Linked DNA regions of Homo sapiens: region 1 is linked to region 2. Evidence: chromatin contacts called from ENCODE Hi-C or POLR2A ChIA-PET data. All regions are on one chromosome and are shown on one strand. The core of a region is the stretch at or near the end of the contact, and the rest is flanking DNA. Distances in the headings are between cores, read along the strand shown. Region 1 overlaps RSPH14 (radial spoke head 14 homolog). Region 2 overlaps LOC105372948 (a long non-coding RNA gene).

Region 1 (4,182 bases), core at 550-3,049, 250 kb before region 2:
AGCACCCTTTTTGGGCTAAATGATAAACCACAGCGCTAGGGTGGCAGGAACACGCTGTGTTCACAGGACGGCCTTGGGCAGCCCCTCCTCAGGGTACTGCATACACTCCTGTTATGGACGAGCACCCATAGGGTCTCCTTGGGAAGGGCTGAGTGTCCCAGCTGCTCTGCACCCAGAAGCCAGGGCTCTGGAGCTCCAGCTCTTCCCAAGCCTACCGCCTCCCGCCCGCTCCACAAAGTCTGCAGAGCACCCACTGTGTGCCAGGCCCTCTGCTCAGAGCACAGGCTGTGCCGGGTGGGTGTGGACCTGCCCTCGTGGTGTGCTGAGGCTGCTGACCTGCCCTGGAGTGGGGAGGGGTTCCTCAGGAAGCCAATGGCCCCAGGACAAGGGACCACTATCCAGGGCCAGGCATAGACCACCTGCCTGGAGGCTGGCTGCTCAAGCACTTGCCACCTGCAGAACTTGCCCCACAAAAGGCATGTTCTTATGTCCCCCGTCCCCTGGATACCCTCACTGATAACATGTTGACCAGCTGTCTCTCAGATAAGTGGCAGAGACACCAGGCCTCCCACGGTGAACCCTGCTGTGACCCAGCCTGCCTGTGGGGCCCAAGTGACTACTGTGGGTCCTAGATGAAAGCACAATGGGGACACTGCTGGGAACTGCTGCCTGCCAGCTCTAGAAAGACAGGGCAGGTATCCCTGGTAGCAGAGGCTTTGTGGAAATGAAGCTGTAGCTGGGCTGGTGTGACTGCCTCCTCCTTGTCCCCCAGTTCCCTGTGCTGCTGGGAGAGTTGTGCTCACCCTCATACTTGGCCCCAGCCTGAGCCTTGAGCCTGCACAGCAGGTCCATCACAGGTGCAAAACAGACCCGCCACAGGGCTGGGAATGCTGACAGCTCCGTCGGGAAATGGGCAGTGAGCTCCCTGTGGGTTTCCACATGAGAACATTTGATGCTTTACAACTAGACCTTTTAATCTTGCCTTCTGAAGGATCCCACACCATTTGGTGGCCAGCAGAGTCCATTAGCTGATCCGCAAGGGCAGAGGTTGGGCAACAAGTGCCCACCTACCCCCTCAGGTGCCTCCAGTGGGGCCGAGTGAAGACCCAGGCTCTGCTGGTCACAGCCACCTGTGTCTGTCCCTCAGTGTGGGCTGGTAGGTGCCAGCTTCTCCACTTTGCCTTTCCCTCCTAGGGCAGCAGAGTGACTGTCTTTGCTGACTGACCCTTGTGTGAATGTACTAAAGACGAGGGGCAGAGCCTCTGCCATGGCTCTGGCTAAGTGGGAGGCCCGTGGTGGGTCCTGTGACACATGGCCTCTCAGGAGCTGTCCTTGTGGACTTGAGGGCTGGGGGCCCGCCAGCGCCAGCTGTGTGCCTGAGCCTCAGTGCCTCGATCTGTGACAAAAATAACAGGCGCTGCTGCCCCACAGGATCATTCAGGGGACAGGTGCGCCAGAAAAACCCCCTTGTGTTGCTGGGCTGTGTTCAGGCCTCCTGTGCTGCCTGAGGAAGCCCCAGCTGGGTGTTGGGCTTGGGGGCACTGGGGTGCCTGACACACCTGCAGGACTTGGCCCTAGTCAGGGCAAGGGACTGCCAATTCCTTCGGACGAGGGTGGGAACCGTGGCCATGGAGGGGCGTGGCTCCCCATGTGGCTCGCTGCCATGCTCCACAGACACCCGGAAATCTGCCTTCCCTGCTCTGAGGTGCTGCCCTGCACTCACTGCAGCCCTCACACCCGGGAGCCCAGAGACACTGACGTTCTCCTTGGCAACGTGCTGACGCAGAAGCCAGCGGGTGGGCCGGGGGGCTGTGGCTCCTTCGCCAGGCGTGGGGGTGGGGAGGCACTGCCAGCATCAGGGAAGATGAGGCCTTGGAAGCTGAGCACGGAAGGAGGGCTATGGAGGAGCCGTGTCCAGAGCCCTGGCACTGGGCCCCAAGGTTCATTCGGCTTTTGTGAAAACGAGCATGGCCTGTTCTTGGCTGCCTTGCCTTTGACAGGGCCCAGGGAGGACAGTTCAGCACGTTCCAAAAGGAGAGAGCAGAGTGGCAGCCCTGTGCCAGCCCGTGCCAGCACTGGCTCTGGCCCTGGCCCGGCTGGAGACGGGCTGTCCTCACTGCCGGCACCACTCTGGGGGCCAGCTCACCTCCGGGGCCAGCCCAGCCTGCGGGAGGAATCGCGGGAGGGGATTGTCTTTCCTCTGCAGCCTGTTTGTTTTCCATCTCCAGATATTACTGGTAGAGCATGAAAGGTCAGAATCATTTGGAATCCAGTGAATTTCCAGCCTCGCTTGGGTTTCTCATCAAGAATTTCCTTTTCTGGTGAACAACCACTTCCCCAGGCCTGCAGAAACCAGGGTGATGGTGGTGGGTGTGCCAGCCTGGCTGCCAGCCCCTCCCTTTAGAAAGTGCCTTGAATGCCTGGAACCTCACAGGGATCCCTGAGACCAGGCCAGTGGCTGCTGTCCCTGCCCATGGCTGCCCACCATGGCTCTCCCCAGGGACAGGCCTGGGAGAGGGAAAGCTAGAGATGTGAGGCCCCACAGGGGCCACCCAGCCCATCTAGGGCCTGCCCCGAGGAGCTCACTCACACATCACTAGATGGAGGAGTAAGCAGGTGCCGGGCTAGGTCAGAAAAGGCCTCCCAGGAGGCGCCACTTGGGATGAGACCTGGAGGATAAGGGCAGGGGTACGAGAGGCAGGGATCAGGATCATTACAAGCTTAAGGCTGGACAGAGCAGTACTGCTGGAGCAAAACAAGCTGACCACGGCTAGAGCAGAAGGAGAGGAGAGAGAGGCAGCAAGGTGGCAGGCACAGGCCAGTAAGAGCCAAGAGGGCTGCAGGCAGGCAAAGGCCTAGCCTTGGGCCCATCTGTGAAGACACCTGGGTCATCTCCTCACTGACAAGTTCAGAAAGCAAACATGACAGCCAAAGCCCTCCATGAAAAACTGGACTGACTCAGGACCCAGGTATCCTGCCTCCTGTGTCCAGCACACCTGTGGGCACGGCCTGTCAAAGGATGCAACTGGGAGCCAGGCCTGGTGCCCGGGGAATTTGCCACGCCTGCCACTGTGGTGATGGGTGAGGCCAGTGGCGCAAGCCCGTGTGACTGGCAGACCCACCATGGCACTGTCCCAAGGGTCTGGCCTGAGCACCTCACTTTGCCTTGCAGCTTCTCAGCCCCAAGCGCTCTGCCCACGGCCATGCCTCATCAAGGGAGCCTGACCTCACTCATCTGCTGAGATGTCCCCTCTGCCCAGAACCACACATGGGGCTGAACTTGTGGCAACCACAGGGTAAGGGGCCAGAACCCTGGAGAGCACACAGATACACACTGGGAACAGGGTGGACGCAGCCGCCTGCGTACACACCTGCCTGCCCGTCCGTCATTCGTTTCCCCCAGGCACACCATCAACACCTAGGCACAGTTCCAGGGAGACCCCTGATGCGAGGAGGGGAGGGAGGCAAGCCCGCCTCCCCAGCTGCCTGAGGAAAGCCAAAGATCCTCTCTCTCAGAACACTCAGGCTCCTAGCACCATGGCCACTGCCTAGAGCTGTCCAGGTTCCCTGGCTGGGGCACAGGTCCAAAGCTAGAACCATTGTTGCTCTCCGCTGAACCTAAAGAATAAAGCTTGCCTTAGGACTGGGTGAAGCAAGGAGTGACCTCGGAGGCCAGTGCTCCCAAGTGGAGAGGCTGAGCCCTTGTCTCCCAGCATCACCCTCCCCTAGCCCCAGGGTACCCACAACTTCGTGACTCCTTGTTTGCCCCCACTCCCCCATCCCCAGGGTCAAAGGCCTCTCTCTTAAGGGCAGACTTGAAATCTGTGCTCAGGGAATCCTGCTGGGCAAGACAGCCCCTCCCTTGCCTGCCACGGCCTCCACCGCTGCCACTCCTGGCTGTGGCCCCCTTCGTGTGCTAGACCTTCTGTCCTGGCTGGGCCTCAGCACACTGCCCTGCTGCTTCACCCGGCTCCCCACCCTCTCCAGCAACTCCACTCTCAAGCCCCCACCGCTTCACACTGGGTCCAGGTCTCCCTCGGGCTGCGCCCATGCCACTGTGAAAGAATCCCAACACCTGCTTTTACGTCGTCCCCTTTCCACCAGGACCTGGGATTATCCCTTCTAAACAGCTCTTAACCCCATCTCTGCCAGATTTGCAGACTCAAGATGGGGTTGCAGGGG
Region 2 (4,053 bases), core at 544-3,043:
GTGGGTAGCAGTCCCTCTGCTCAGCTGATGGAGCAAAAATTTCCAGAGTAGCCCAGCAATGAACTGGATCACCATGAAGTAGAGCACAGCTGCACTATATGGGTGTACTAAGGGGTGGCATTAAGAGACAATGGAGAGGGGACATCTTTCCTGCATGAGGGCATGGCGCCTGGTCATTCATTTTGTGAGGAAAGGTGAGTGGCCGGATGCCAGGGCAGATAGGGGCTTAGGGCAGTGGGAAATGACCTGGGCAGGTGTTCCAGGGACTGCAAGAGAAAAACTTGGAAATGGGGGAAGTGGAGTATGGGCAGAAGCCTGTGGGTGGTCTTTGGGCACGGGCACCACACAGAAGAAACTTTGAATCATAGGTTAATAGCCCATAGAGTGTCCATGATGGACATAGTGCCAAACACCCAAGTGGTCAGAAAGAAGAGATCAGGGGTGGTCAGCCACTCTGTCAGGTGACATGTGCCCCACAGCATGGGTATCCACTCGTAGGCTCTGAGAGTGTGTGGGTCGACCTTAACGTGGAGTCTAGGTGGACCCCACAGCGTCCACTCCAGCTTACACCGTTTTGAATATAAGGCTGCCAGGAGATTCAGGAACTTAAGTGCTAGGGAAATGCTGAGGACTAACCTAGGACGTCTGGGCCAAGGGGTGACCCAGGCTTCACCATATGGAACTCACATCCTTTACCACTAGATGAAAGATACGCTTTGTGTGTCCTTTCATCCAGGCCCTCTTTCACCAGCTTTATCCTGGGTTAGAAAACCCCAAAACAGCCTGTCCACACAGCCTCAAATCTCCTCCTAACCCACTCTCTGCAGAGCCTGCCTGAAGGGCTGGCATGTGGAAACCCAGGTCTTTTGCCACTACGTGCATGGGCCACTCTGTCTGCCCGTCCATTCAGGCTCTCTTTCACCAGCTTTATCCTTGGCCAGAAAAACCCCAGGATAGCCTGTCACACAGCCTCAAATCTCTTCTTAACTCACCCTCTTCACAACCTGCCTGGAGGGCTGGAGGGAAGAGCAGCCTGGGGGTCACAGAACTGGGTGAACTGGACCAGCCCTGCTCATGGCTTTGTCCACAGCCATCCTGGGGCTGGAGAAAGAGGGTGACACAGATTGGGAAGGGGTTTGTGTCTCACTTCCTAATCTGCCTGTGTCACTGTGGGCTCATCACTGTTTCTATTGTACCTGTGACAGTAATAGTCAGCCTCGTCCTCAGTCTGAGCCCTGCTGATGGTCAGGGTGGCCATGTTCCCTGAGCTGGACTCAGAAAATCAGAAATTCCTGAGGGCCGCTTGCTGCCTTCATATATCACCAGTATGGGCCTGGTCTGGCTTCTGCCAGAACCAGTAAACATACTCATCTTTGAGGTTATCTCAAGAGCAGGTGATCATGGCTGCCTGTCCTGGTGACACTGACACTGAGGGTGGCTGTGTAAGCTCATAGGAGCTTGCAAGAGAGGACAGGAGAGGAGGCTTGTAAATGATGAATCTGTTCCCAGGGGGTCCCACCCTGAGGTTGTGCCTGGGATGAACTCATGTTTGGGCAGGCCCAGCTCAGGATCCTATGGGTTCTGAGCCTGAAGGAAGGGCTTGGGGGCAGCACCTGTGCAGAGAGTGAGGAGGGGGAGCAGGAGAGGGATCCAGGCCATGGTGAGACACCCAGAGCTCTGCCTCCTGAGCCCACAGCACAGCTGGGCTCACCAGCTCTCTCTTATTGCCTCTCAGGCCGTTTGAGGCAGTGAGTGTTTGATGCAAATCGGCATCCTCTGGGACTCCTCACTGAAGGATGTCACTCAAACCAGCTCTGTGGGAAGCACAGCAGACTGAGGAAGAAGAAGTGGGTCCCAGCTCACTTTATCTGCTTCTCTGGTCAGAAGATCAGACTCCATCCTTGAAGGCCTGTGATCACAGTCACCTCCTGGAGTTTGGCCACATGACCACTGTTTTATACCATCCTGGCCTGTGCTGTGTCCTAGGCCAGGCTCAGCAGGGCTGTGGACCTTCCAGGAGCCTGGCCATGGGGCTGAGCTGGGCCGTGCTGAGAGATCATCAATGACACCTGACTCAGCAGCAGGTGGGCCAGGAACCCATCATCTTCCTCCTCCTCCAAGTCAGCTCTGGGTTTCCCAGACTCACTTGGTCCTGTCCTGGTAGTTTAATTAGAATGTGGTTCTGTGTCTTTAGGATACTTATATCCTAAACTTGATTTCCATTACCATGGTTTGGTCCTTTGAGCAGCCACAACTCATGTGGATTCATTACACAGTCTAGTCTCGTTTCTCACCTGAGTTGCTCCTTGTATGACACCCCCCATCTCTCTAATAGACTAGAAATTGCCATCCTCTGCTCTTTGATTCTTTATTTTTTCTCATCAGTGTTTCATATAAATGTGTAAAAAGCACCAGAAACCCAGACCTGACTGAGAAACTAACTTTAGGTTATTTGGTCTCTGTGAGGGTTCCAGCGTCGTGGTCTCTGAACACCCATGAGCTCTGGAGGGTGGGGGATCCCTGGTCCCTCCAGCCAGACAGATCTTGTCACTGAGCCCAGGATAGTCCCATGGTCAGAGCTGTGGCCTGAGGCAGGTGAACATTCCCTTCCCTCTGGAGAGCATCTCCGCAAGGAGGCTGGGAATGCCCCATCCAGGGACCAGGATCCCAAATGTCCCACGCCACCCACCTGAGAATCCCCTGAGCATAGGAGCTGCCTCTGAGTCAGAGTCGGCCTGGAGCTGGAAGGAGAGGGAGAGGGAGGGGGTGGTAGGGTGTCTCTGGAAGTGCCAAGTGTAGAGGGCTCAGCTCCCCAGGATGCTGCTGGACACGGAGGAATGAGACCCTTAGAATGGCAGGAGGCTCAGGCAGCCATCCTGGGTGAAGGGCTTGAGCCCCGGGAGCCCTGTCCCCTCACACTGTTCCCCCTCCTAGAGCACCTTGACCTCGGAGCGTCTCTTAGGAAATCCTAGCCCTATGGGAGCTGCCCAGGCTGACACCAGGGCCCAGGTGCCTCCAGTTGTGTTTCCCAGCTGAGGCCGTCACTGTGCCTGGGCCCCTGTCAGTATCCTGGGTGATGCTGTGTGTCTGACCCTCAGAATATGAACACTGCAGCCCCAGGTGACAGGAGGGACTATACCAAACTTCCAAAGTGAGGACTGATCCCTTGAACACCTGTTGACCACCCCCCACAAAGGCTGGCCTCCTTCATAGGCTCCTCCTGGGCAGCCCCAGCCTCTCTTCTGGCTGCAGCTCTGCTGCCCTCTGCTGGTGGAAAAGACAGAGCCCAGGCACTTGCCTTCTCCAGGTGATCCCAGAGCACCCGTCACCTGGGAGGGTGCGGACCAGGGAGTCCAGCCTCCGTCTGTGCCACATGTGAACCCCTCTGGCCTTCATGGTTCAGCACAGAGAGGTGGCATATATAGTTGCGGGAAGGTGGGGCAGGTGCAGTTCTTGTGACTGAGTCTCAGGTTGAAGTGCTTTTCTCTGTTTCATGGTTTTTGATCACAGAATGGAGAGTGCAGGATAAACTGTAGCTCTTCTGTGAAAAACAGTTCCAGAGAAATGCAGTTGTACCCTACATGTACTCCTGCTTCCCATGTATACTGAAAACGAGATTGATTCCGTCACCCCAATAAGCACAGCTGCACTGTAATTGGAAGTACCGGATTTCTGCCACTAAACCTCAGTTGTGTACTTAAAAAACCATCACCATCATCACTGTCATTATAATTTTTCTATTACCATTATTTTAATTTCCTAACGCTGATCCATGCTTGTGGTGGGAGGTAGCACTAGCCTTTTTTGTTTTAATGAAATTTAAGACTTCTTGGACAATGTTGAATAGCAGCTGTGAAAGCAGGAGTCCTTGTTTTGCTTCTGATCTTTGTGGGGAGGCTTTCACTCTTTCACCATTTACTGTGAGATTCACTGTGGATTTTGATAAAGGCCCTTCTTTAATCAATTTGTGCAGGTTTCCTTCTGTTCCTAGTTTGCTAAGTGTTTTTGTCTTGAAAGTGGATGAACTTTGTCAAATGCTTTTTCTGCATCTTC

The links. A loop is a pair of places that touch in the nucleus more often than their neighbours do. ChIA-PET counts read pairs that join two places held with the same protein, here RNA polymerase II (POLR2A).
Region 1: a map of Caco-2 shows a loop between it and region 2 (3-fold over the local background). The contact joins two enhancer-like sites. A Hi-C loop is called at or near these places in 1 of 168 maps with a recorded cell type or tissue (Caco-2). POLR2A ChIA-PET finds 5 or more read pairs at or near these places in 1 of 52 experiments (K562).

What each region holds. Positions count from the first base shown.
Region 1 is chr22:23,096,773-23,100,954 of GRCh38, reverse strand. The region is part of intron 4 of RSPH14 (radial spoke head 14 homolog); the gene reads left to right. All of the region lies in intron 2 of GNAZ (G protein subunit alpha z), which reads right to left. Among named protein-coding and RNA genes, the nearest start is that of GNAZ, 28 kb to the right of the region's middle. Within about 2 kb of position 1,799, at least 18 of the 41 ENCODE cell types and tissues checked have a DNase peak (open chromatin) inside an H3K27ac peak, as active enhancers do.
Region 2 is chr22:22,847,776-22,851,828 of GRCh38, reverse strand. All of the region lies in intron 2 of LOC105372948 (a long non-coding RNA gene), which reads left to right. It also overlaps IGL and the pseudogene IGLV3-6. Among named protein-coding and RNA genes, the nearest start is that of MIR650, 27 kb to the right of the region's middle. Within about 2 kb of position 1,793, at least 2 of the 41 ENCODE cell types and tissues checked have a DNase peak (open chromatin) inside an H3K27ac peak, as active enhancers do.